Linked DNA regions of Homo sapiens: all the other regions are linked to region 1. The links are chromatin contacts, found by Hi-C or POLR2A ChIA-PET in ENCODE. All regions are on one chromosome and are shown on one strand. The core of a region is the stretch at or near the end of the contact, and the rest is flanking DNA. Distances in the headings are between cores, read along the strand shown. Region 1 overlaps CMTM7 (CKLF like MARVEL transmembrane domain containing 7). Region 2 overlaps GLB1 (galactosidase beta 1). Region 3 overlaps OSBPL10 (oxysterol binding protein like 10).

The links. A loop is a pair of places that touch in the nucleus more often than their neighbours do. ChIA-PET counts read pairs that join two places held with the same protein, here RNA polymerase II (POLR2A). Pooled maps may share reads with other maps.
Region 2: a loop to region 1 is called in a pooled map, with 2.3 times the contacts of the local background. The contact joins two enhancer-like sites. A Hi-C loop is called at or near these places in 1 of 168 maps with a recorded cell type or tissue (OCI-LY7), 1 of 37 single-sample maps with no recorded cell type and 3 of 50 pooled maps.
Region 3: a loop to region 1 is called in a map of naive thymus-derived CD4-positive, alpha-beta T cell, with 2.7 times the contacts of the local background. The contact joins two enhancer-like sites. A Hi-C loop is called at or near these places in 1 of 168 maps with a recorded cell type or tissue (naive thymus-derived CD4-positive, alpha-beta T cell), 1 of 37 single-sample maps with no recorded cell type and 5 of 50 pooled maps. POLR2A ChIA-PET finds 5 or more read pairs at or near these places in 2 of 52 experiments (AG04450 and HEK293).

What each region holds. Positions count from the first base shown.
Region 1 is chr3:32,437,595-32,441,178 of GRCh38, reverse strand. The region is part of intron 1 of CMTM7 (CKLF like MARVEL transmembrane domain containing 7); the gene reads right to left. Among named protein-coding and RNA genes, the nearest start is that of CMTM7, 48 kb to the right of the region's middle. Within about 2 kb of position 2,035, at least 8 of the 41 ENCODE cell types and tissues checked have a DNase peak (open chromatin) inside an H3K27ac peak, as active enhancers do; they include OCI-LY7, where a contact is called at or near this core.
Region 2 is chr3:33,046,419-33,050,002 of GRCh38, reverse strand. All of the region lies in intron 9 of GLB1 (galactosidase beta 1), which reads left to right. Among named protein-coding and RNA genes, the nearest start is that of GLB1, 49 kb to the left of the region's middle. Within about 2 kb of position 2,047, at least 5 of the 41 ENCODE cell types and tissues checked have a DNase peak (open chromatin) inside an H3K27ac peak, as active enhancers do; they include OCI-LY7, where a contact is called at or near this core.
Region 3 is chr3:31,915,539-31,919,122 of GRCh38, reverse strand. All of the region lies in intron 1 of OSBPL10 (oxysterol binding protein like 10), which reads left to right. Among named protein-coding and RNA genes, the nearest start is that of OSBPL10, 64 kb to the left of the region's middle. Within about 2 kb of position 1,707, at least 2 of the 41 ENCODE cell types and tissues checked have a DNase peak (open chromatin) inside an H3K27ac peak, as active enhancers do.

The DNA.
Region 1 (3,584 bases), core at 786-3,285:
AAGGACCATGTTCCTCCATGTCAGATGCAGTTCTACCTCCCAAAAGTGTAAGCTCTGATCATAACAAGCCGAGAAAGGTGGACGGGTTCTCAACCATGCAGGAATCCTGTTTAAGAGGTGAGGCTGCTCACCATCAGGGCATGTGGTGAGAGCTCACTAAGAAATATCTCAGCACGAGTGAACATGCTTAACGGCCTGCTACTGAATTAATAACCAGATGAAAACTATTAGCAATGCATGAGTACAAGAAAGTAGAATGAGTAACAGTCTGAGCTTCCGTGAAGGCCAAAGAGAAAACCTGTCTACTCCATGTAGGGAACAAACCAGTAACACACGGGATTCAATGTGTGTAAAATCTTAGAATCTACTTATTTATTTAGTTATTTAGTTTTTGTTTTTCTGAGATAGAGTCTGGCTCTGTTCCCCAGGCAGGAGTGCAGTGAACCAATCTCAGCTCACTGCAACCTCTGCTTCCTGGGCTCAAGTCATCCTCCCACCTTAGCTTCTCAAGTAGCTAGGATTACAGGCGTGTGCCATCATGCCTGGCTAATTTTCATATTTGTAGTAGAGACGGGGTTTTGCCATGTGGCCCAGGCTGGTTTCAAACTCCTGAGCTCAAGCAATCCCCCTGCCTTGGCCTCCCAAAGTGCTGGGATTATGGACGTAAGCCATTGTTTCCAGCCAGGAATCTATTTAAAATGCACAACCAATTTAGAAAAAAGATTATTTTATACACTGCCTCTCTCCTATGGAGGAGTGATTCTTTTTTTTTTGAGATGGAGTCTCACTCTGTTGCCCAGGCTGGAGTGCAGTAGCATGATCTTGGCTCACTGCAACTCTGCCTACGAGATTCAAGCGATTCTCTTGCCTCAGCCTCCAGAGTAGCTGGGACTACAGGTATGCACCACCATGCCCAGCTAATTTTTGCATTTTTAGTAGAGAGGGGGTTCCACCATGTTGGCCAGACTGGTCTTAAACTCCTGAACTCAAGTAATCTGCCTGCCCCAGCTCCCCAAAGTGCTGTGATTACAGGTGTGAGCCACCACGCCTGGCCAGAGCAGCGAGTCTTAAAGTGTGTGTGTGTGTGTGTGTGTGTGTGTGTGTGTGTATGCGTGTGGTGTTAGTGTATGGGTGTGTTAGCGTATGGGTATATGATTTTGTGTCCTATGGGACATTTGGCAATGTGTGTATATATTTTTGGTTTACACAATTTGCGGGGATGGGGGTTGCTACTGGCATTTAGTGGGTAGAGGCCCAGGGTGCTGCTAAGCACCCTGCAATAAATAGGAGAGCTCCCATAGTAAAGAGTTACCCATCTCCAGCCCCAAATGTGGCCCCTCAACTACAGTACTACTGTTGAAAAATTCTGCTATAGAAAATGTCAGTCTACAATGAGAATTAAATCACAAAATGGGGCCTGGTGCATGCCTGGCATCCCAGGCTCACGCCTGCAATCCCAGCACTTTGGGAGGCCAAGGCGGGTGGATCACCTGAAGCCAGGAGTTTGAGACCAGCCTGGGCAACAAGCAAGACCCTGTCTCTACAAAAAATACAAAAACTAGCTGGGCGTGGTGGCATGCACCTGTGGTCTCAGCAACTTGGGAGGCTGAGGTGGGAGGATCAATTGAGCCTAGGAGGTTGAGGTTGCAGTGAGCTATTATCACGTCACTGCACTCCAGCCTGCAAGACAGAGTGAAAGTCTGTCTCTAAAAAAATAAAAATCAAATCAAATCACAAAATGGATCTTACTCCAGTTAAAACAGTTGATGCTGAAATGCTCTTATTTTCTAAAGCCCCTTGTTGCTAGCCCACTATCAAGATCCTCAGCAATAGGTACAACAGCTAAAAGAGAACTCTCAGCTGGAAGCTTGAAGCAGGTATGGAGAGTGCTCTGCTTACCAGATCGAAACAGAAGAGTGTGGCTGTGACACAAAGAGTCCCTCAACATTTGTGTATTTCCCTTTGCTAATGAGCAACGCAAGTGTTTTCATTTTTTCGGTTCCTCTGAAGCTAGCCAGCCATGGTGATATAATGATTCACACCTCTGCCTTACTCAGGAGTGTGCATGATCGCCAGGGCTTTGCTGCTACGTTAGTCTTACTTCCAGGCCACATCTACATGGGGAAGTCTAGGGGTCTTCCCAGCCCCACAATGACCTCCTCAAGAACTCAAGTATCATTATTCAAGGCATGACTGAAAATGCAGATAATGTGGGATTATGCAGCGTGATTCCTAGGTAGAGAGGCAATTTTGCATCTAGTTTAATGCAGAGATTAAAATAATTTTCCAACTCGTCGTTGAAGACAAAGTTAGCTCTTTTTCATGGTGACACAGGGATGTGGAAGTTTCCCAGCCAACAAAAGGGGCCTGTGCAGGTCAGGTCTTCCTGCTCTGAGCCTCCAGGGCTGAGTACTGTGTAGTAGGAAGTACATTCCTGCTCTATCAGAAACATCTCGAACCTTTCTGGGAAACTTGCTCATGAAATAACACTTTCTGAATTCGGTTCACTGGGCCTATGGCCATCTACCATATGACTTTCTTTAGGAAAGCCCAATTTTAGAAAATCTAATTTAGCCAGAGTATGGTGTGTGCTTATGCGTGCTCCTAAAAGCTTCCTTTTTGCCCAGGGATTCATTCATTCCAACTTTAAATAGCCAGCATCTTAGCCAGCATATTAAGTTAAAAAAAAAAAAAAGATTTGACTGACATCAAACTTTTCAGAAATTCTTCTAAAGCCAGTAGGTAACTTCTGCAAATGCTGGGGCCCCCTGAATTATTTAGAAGCTTAATTCCTGGGTGACAAAATAATCTGTACAACAACCCCCTCCCATGACACAAGTTTACCATATAAGAAACCTACACAAGTACCCCTGAACTTAATATACAAGTTAAAAAAGAAAGCAAAGGTGAAGTGGAAGAAAGAACAAGACAATAGTGGGGAAAAGGCGCTGGGGTGTTTATCCCTGCCCTCCTCCCGCCAGCTCCAACCCTCTCAGGTGTCTTCGTGTTCCCAGTTAGAAAAGCAAATGCACAAACACGCCTGAATTCAGAGAGGACTGGAGGTAGGGGTTCTGACTTCAGGACGGAGTGAAGCAGCTGGGAGGCTCCTGGAAGACAGATGTTTCTGTGTAGAGTAACTTCAAAGTGATGCTGTCCAAAGGGTTCACTTGCCTCTTAAGGTGCCTTCTAGCTCCTCTCGTAACGGTTTGTTCTTTTATATTGAACTGTCATAAAAATAAAATATCTAACATAAATGTCCAGGGGTTTATTTTATTTATTTTATTTTTTTGAGATGGAGTCTCACTCTGTCGCTAGGCAGGAGTGCAGTGGCAACATCTCAGCTCACTGCAACCTCCACCTCCCTGGTTCAAGGGATTCTCCTACCTCAGCCTCACAAGTAGCTGGGATTACATGTATGCGCCACCATGCCCAGCTAATTTTTGTATTTTTAGTAGAGACAGGGTTTCACCATGTTGGCCAGGAGAGTCTCGATCTCCTGACCTTGCGATCTGCATGCCTTGGCCTCCCAAAGTGTCGAGAGTACAGGCGTGAGCCACCGCGCCCGGCCTATTTTTTTCTTTTGA
Region 2 (3,584 bases), core at 798-3,297, 610 kb before region 1:
GCCTAAATCTCTCAGGATCTGAAATTGGATACTATCAGCTCTTAATGAAGTTTCTCCTTTGAACTGCTATCTTTTTTGCAGGCTGAGATGGGCTAGGAGAAGACATCGCTTACAAGCATTATCAATTTTAATACTATTAGTAGAGCCAAGAAATGAAGATATTGCAAAACTCAAATGTCACTGCATATAAGATAATAGTGTGCCTGGGGCGTGTCTGGGTGGGTGAGGGGAGGGAGAGCATCAGGATGAATAGCTAATGCATGCAGGGCTTAATACCTAGGTGACCAGGCTGGGTGCGGTGGCTCACGCCTGTAATCCCGGCACTTTGGGAGGCTGAGGTGCGTGGATCACGAGGTCAGGAGTTTGAGACCAGCCTGGCCAACATGGTGAAACCTTGTCTCTACTAAAGATACAAAAAATTAGCTGGTTGTGGTGGCGCTCACCTGTAATCCCAGCTACTCGGGAGACTGAGGCAGGAGAATCACTTGAACCCAGGTGGTGGAGGTTGCAGTGAGCTGAGATCGTGCCATTGCACTCCAGCCTGGGTGACAGGGTGAGACTTTGTCTCAAAAATAAAATAAAATAAATACCTAAGTGACCAGTTGATAGGTGTGGCAAACCACCATGGCACACGTTTACCTATGTAACAAACCTACACGTCCTGCACATATATCCCGGAACTTAAATTAAATTAAAAAAAAGGAAAAGATAATAGTGTGCCAAGGTTGGTCACTGATATTTTAGATAATCCCTCTGTGTTCATCTTATGAGAAACAGTTGAGACCTGGTGGGTGCCTTTTTCACTTAGTAGATGGGGATTCCCCCTAGCTGCCATTGATGGGATCGGGACCAATCATCCGATCCAGGAAAAAAGGCATCGTTTTTGGAACTTTATGGTTCATGACACAATTTTTTAAAAATCTTACTGTTATACTTAAAATAACACATTCATCTTAAAAAAAAATTGGACATTATAGAAACTGTCAGAACATAAATGTTGTCCTTAATCCTCTCTCCTGCCCCTCCCTCTGCCATAATCCATAGAATTCCCCTTTCTTCCTCTGTTGCCTTATTTAGCCTGCATATTAGCCTCATCTTAATTAGAGATTATCAGCACCACTTTTCAGATAAGAATAGCTGAATACAAAAAAAAGTCCACACGTTTTCTGTTCAGCTGGCAAGGGGTGAAGCTTGGACTGGAACTCAGGTGGTGGTGAGCCAGAGTCACTGCGCTTTGGATCACCCTTTGCACCCTGGAGCCCCTGAGCCAGCCCCCACACCCACCCCACTGTGTTCTGCCAAGCCTCCCTGAAGCTGCTTTTTGCCCTGTCTCTTTGAGGAAGTGAGAGAAGGCCAGTCTGTACTTAGCAGCTGTTCTTCAGGCCAGCTTCCTAGAGGAGAGCAGGGAGAGAAAGGCATCAGGAGTGGGGAGTTCACTGCCCATCCCACCCACAGGAACATGCACCTGCCTGTGCAGGTGTGTGTCTCCTTCCTCCACACCTGTGTGTGTCCACAGCTGTGTGATGGCTGCCTACAGGGTCCAGGCGCTCCTGTACTTCTCACACAATGTGGAATGTTGATGAATGCAAAGTCTCACCATTTCTTTCACCTTCCCACCTCACACCCTCTTAAGTGGCCAGAGGAGGCTTGAATCTGCACCATTTCTCTGCGATGCTGCCCTTTGGTGGTCTAAAAACACCCAAAGTAAGATTCTGCCAGTAGAACTAGAACAAATACTTAGTCTTCCAATCCATCCTTAAACCCACTGGACAGCTTCCCAGCCTGGGCTCCCTCGGCCTGTAAAGTGTGCTTCTAGAGGTCACACTTTCCCAACTCAACCTGGCAACCCCCTCCATGCTGGGCTCTGGCTAAGGACTCAAGGGCAAGTGAGGCACAGTCTCTGCCCCTGAGGTGCAAGCAGTGTAGCATGGAGAGAGACATAACAAATAAGAAACACAGCACAGCATGGGTGACTACCACATTAGAAGCAGACGAGGGCCACAAAGAAGGTGAGTTCCTTGCAGCAACGGATGTGGGTTTTTTTTTTTCTTTGTGTCTCACAGGAAGGGATGTGTTTTAACCTATGAATCCCTTAAGGCAGGCAGACCTGTTGGCTGTGAGTTGTCTCTGATTAATAAGAAATGGGGGAAATGGTATGACTAGATCAGTTCAGTTGGTTGAGTGGTCCAGATCTTTCAAAGTTTAGATTCTGTGCAGAGAACTAATGAAAAAGTCTTTGGAGCTGACCTGCTTGATCTGATCCTCAGCCTTGCTCATCTGTCACCTCCACAACCAGTAGGTCACCCAAGGTGGCTCCATCATTGGTGAGCTGCATCCAAGGAATTTATTACTAATCCTAGGTAAACTATCATGTTTTGTGCCTCATTGATGTACAAATTAGGTTGGACAAAAGACTATTCCTAAAATAACTTCATTCTCACACACTTGCATTGCAATATGCTCTCTGAAGTAGAGGAGGAAGGCACAAAGCCTTGCTGGTCTATGGATGGCAGCATCAGCGTCACCTGGACACCTGTTAGAAATGCAGTTTCAGGCCCCACTCCAGACCTGCTGAATTAGAATCTCTGGGATGGGGCTTAGGAATCTGTTTTAACAAGCTCTCCATGTGACACTTAAGCATGGGTAAGTTTTTGAAGTACCACCCAATGTTGCAGACAACCTCATACCTGTGAACATCATCCCTGACAAGGTCGGGATCCTCTGGTCTAGACCCCGCCCCTTGCACAGTGACTGCAGGGGCATTTGTTTTTCTAGTCCTTTTGTATACTCAGTGTTGGCATTATCCATTGGTCTTTGTTGTAGGTCAAGTTCCCAGGGAAACAGACTCTGAGATTACCTGGTAGAAAGCTTATTGATTGTGCTCTCTGGAGCAATGCCTGTAGGATAGAGAGGGAGAAGTGGGGCTATGATGCAGCTTCACAAGTGGCCTCATCCAATCTTAGAGGGAGCTCTGCAGCTGGGTTGGCTGTTCGAGGCACATTGGTCAGTTGTTGGATGTGGGCTATCCCTGAGGGTTGTAACCTTGGGTGAGGCAGCTCAGCACAGGCCAGCACCCAGAGACGGACACATCTGAGAAATGTCAGCAGACAACAGCCCTAGCTGCTGGGAGAATGAGTGAGTGCCCTGGTTCTAAAGGGGGATCCAAGAGGTGCACCACAGCCCCATCGACAGTCTTTGTAGATGCAACAAAGGCCCTCGGATTATGTTTGAACCTCTGTGGCTGATGTGGGTCTGCTGTCATCTCCCGCTGTGTTTGGTTTAATAAGCCCTGGGTTTTCTGCTGATCCATGGCCTAGTCATCTGTGTCTTCACCACTGAGCTTTTCTCAGCCACAGCTTGAGGACGTGAAAAAGTTCAGAGTTGACAGGATTAACAGTCAGAGATGGGGGTCATATCATAAGCCCTGCCATTACTGCTTGTGAGGTGTTAGCAGATTTTTGTGGGGAGCTTCAGATTCCCTGCTTGTCCAGTGGGGGTGATACCTGCTAGAATCACAGCTGTGAGCTTCTGTAGAGAGTGGATGGAAAGAGTCCTTGGTAAACTCTAAGGTGCCTGGTAACTGC
Region 3 (3,584 bases), core at 458-2,957, 520 kb after region 1:
TCCAGGTGGTCTGGGCAGGGCATTCTGGGTAGAAGGTACAGTATGAGCAAAAGCCCAGCATTTGGAATCATCTTCAGGAGTTGCAGGATGTTTGACATAGGGTGTGACTGGGGGCAGTTGGTAGGCAGGTGAGATCCAGGCTGTGAGTGCCTCATGCTGTGAAGTTTGACTTTATCTTGTAGATCGAAACCACAAATGGGCTTTGGATGGGCTATTTGTGGCCTGCATATGTGTTTTGTTTTGCTTGTGCAAATGTTTTCCATCACTAGTTGCCATGATTTAAAAATCAAATGCTTTCCCTTAAACATCTGAATATGTACAAATTACCACTGTCTGAAATTTTTTGGAAGATTTATTAATAGATGGTCTAGCAGTAGTGGGCCTGCATTCCACATGGCACAGGAAATGGGGTATGTGGGCCCCTGTTGCCATGGTCTCACCTGGTCTACCCCATACACTGACTTTGCTTTCCTATCCTTATAGGCTTGGGCTGGAGGTAGTGGGGCCAGTGACTTGCTTACTTTCATTTGTTTCCTGTTTGGTCAGCAGTGGTCCCAGTGATGACCGCCTTACTATCTCATTAACCCTTTTCCTTTCTGAGGTGATTTTCCATTCCAAACTCTTTAGACACAAAACTGCTCTGGAGCCAGGCATGGTAGCTCACTCCTCAGGAGGCTGAGGCAGGAGGATCGTTTGAGCCCAGGAGTTCGAGGCTACAGTGAGCTATGATCATACCACTGTACTCTGGCCTGGGCAACAGAATGAGACCCTGTCTCTTTAAAAAAAAAAAAAAGAAAAGAAAAAACAACTCCAGTGTGTGTCTTCTAGATGTTTTTGTTTCACTTTCAGGGACTTGTCTTGCTGTCTTTTAACTTTGTCATTATTACTATTTTTTAAAGCAAAAGAGAAAGTTTAAAATACTGGCATAAAGGTTAAGTGAATTGTCATTGTGTTTTTAATAACTGAGGAGGGCTTTTGTTTGGAATGATATTTATAGTAAGTTGTTCTTTTTCAATTATTAGTTTATTAAAATAGTAAATTTTAAAACCTAGTATTTCTTGAACTTTAAGCTCAACTTGTAGATAAATTTTTATTTATAAAGTAGTAATTTTCATGTCAAAAATGGTTTCACTTATTCATTGATTAACCTCACTTAGTTTCTAAATTTAACAAATTAAAGTTATTAAGGCTGTTAGCACCACTTAAAGATTTAATCAGAGTCCCTTGATGTTTTAAACTGTAATCACACATTTTAAGTATCTGTTTCTCTCAAACACCTTAACTAAGGCTGATAACAAAACCGAGGAGCAAAGTCAGCCTCATACTTCAGCAGCTCTTGGGAATTAGTGCAGTAATCCTACTGGAAGCCAAGAGGAAAAAAGAGTGCGTTAGTCCAGTCAAGGTTACATGTTTTGAGGTATTGATTGATTGATTGTCAGCATACTAGATCAGTTTGTACCTTCCAAGGTGCTCCTTCCTATCTCAACAGCTAGTTTCTTTTCTCTTTTTGTGTTTTAAATCAGGCAGCCTCCAGAACCAGAATAGGTTCAGAGAGACTCTCAAAAGCTGGTTGCTTGATAAAAACAAAGCATACTTGTGAGTAGGAGGTTTGGGTGTCTGTAGTCTTTCAGCTGGGGGTTACCTATTTGCATAGGTTGCACTTGTCTGCAGCCAGGTGTGCTAAACTACCCATCATGTAAATTAACAGAGGCTCTTGAATGTACTTTTTTTCTCTAGTCAAGCAGTAAGGATTTATTCTTTTCATTTTTCACAACATAGCAAAAGACACCTCGTTAATAGCTTTTCACTATAAAGACTGTAAAGATTGAATTACTTTCTCATTTGGTTGGGACTCCTAGTGGAGTTGGACACTGAAATTCCTTTGCCAAGGCCCTTGGCCCCACCTCACATGAACGCTGTAACTGTCGTGTAATTTCTTGTGTGGGGCCTAGTGTGGGCACCGGTGGGATGCTGAACCCCGGCTGTGACACCGACTTTGTCTTGTCTTATTCTCCAGTGTCCTATTGACCTCCTCCTGGAATCTCATTATTGATGTGCACAAGGGAAGTAAAGTAATGCAAGGAGGCACAGCCTCACATTATTTAGAAGAAATGCTTTTGGAGAGGCTTGAAATCGATTTTTTGAAATCTAAATATTAGAACAAAAGAGATATATTTAGTCTGCATATCTTAATAGGAGTCCCGGCTTACAATAAAAACATTTATTAAACAGTTAAAGATGGAAAGCAGAGATAAGCAACCATTTTCAGGAGAGGGCCAGGTGGATGAATCAACACAATTGGTCTTTTTGGCAAGAATGTTAAAACCTGTTGGTTTTGATTTTGTTAATTGGAAACAGCGAGGGAGATTAACAGGTGCCTGAGAAGTAATTAATCAGGGATTTAGAGAGCTTTTATGTTATCAGGGAAAGGTGATTTTGAAAGTGTCCACTCCAATATTTAAGAGTACTGAGTGGAACAAACATTTACATTTTTACTGTATTGATTAGCTTACTCATTGGTGAGCCATGGACTGTGGAAAATGATCATTTGTGGGGGTGGGTGATAAAAGACTAAGAGTCAATTTAGAGTGAGGTTTGGTGCATGAAAAAAGGTGTCAGATATTTTACTTCTGACTGCTCATGAGAACAAAGGCATCATAATGCTTATAACCAACCTGTTGTTACACTTGACTCCTCTGTTTTTAGAGGCAGTGGGGTGGCCACTCACTCTACACTTGCCAAATCACCCAATTAGGAAGACAAACCAAGAAGGAACATTTTACGTGACTTTAGAATTGGGGAAATAGGTGAGTAGGAAGCTGTACAAAATATGCACATTGATTTCTGCATGTTAACTTATTTTGGGTTCTAGAATGTAGAAGCCAGTATCAGTGCATCCATGTTTGTGTGCTATAGCCTTTTGGATAGAATTTGATCAGTATCAAAATAAATACATGCATACTTATTGTACATTAATTATTTCCCTCCTGGAGACAGTGCTGGATTCTTTTTTTTTTTTTTTTTTTGAGACGGAGTTTCACTCTTGTCACCCAGGCTGGAGTGCAATGGTGCGATCTTGGCTCACTGCAACCTCCACCTCCCGGGTTCAAGCGATTCTCTTGCCTCAGCCTCCCGAGTAGCTGGGATTACAGGCTCCCACCACCACACCTGGCTAATTTTTTATATTTTTTAGTAGAGACGGGGTTTCGCCGTATTGGTCAGGCTGGTCTTGAACTCCTGACCTCAGGTGATCTGCCCACCTCGTCCTCCCAAAGTGCTGGGATTACAGGCGTGAGCTACCACTCCCGGCCTGGATTTCTCTTAAAGGGTGTTGCGTGGTTGGTTACAGATAATTTTTTTTCAACTTTTATTTTAGATTTGGAGGTACACGGGCAGGTTTGTTACCTGGGTGTACTGAGTGATGCTCACGTTTGAGGTATGAATGATCCTGTCACCTAGGCACTGAGCATGGTATGCGATAGTTTTTCAACCCTTGCTCCCTCTCCTTCCCTACTTTAGTCGCCCCAAGTTTTTATTGTTGCCACCATTATGTCCATTAGTACCCAATGTTTAGCTTACACATA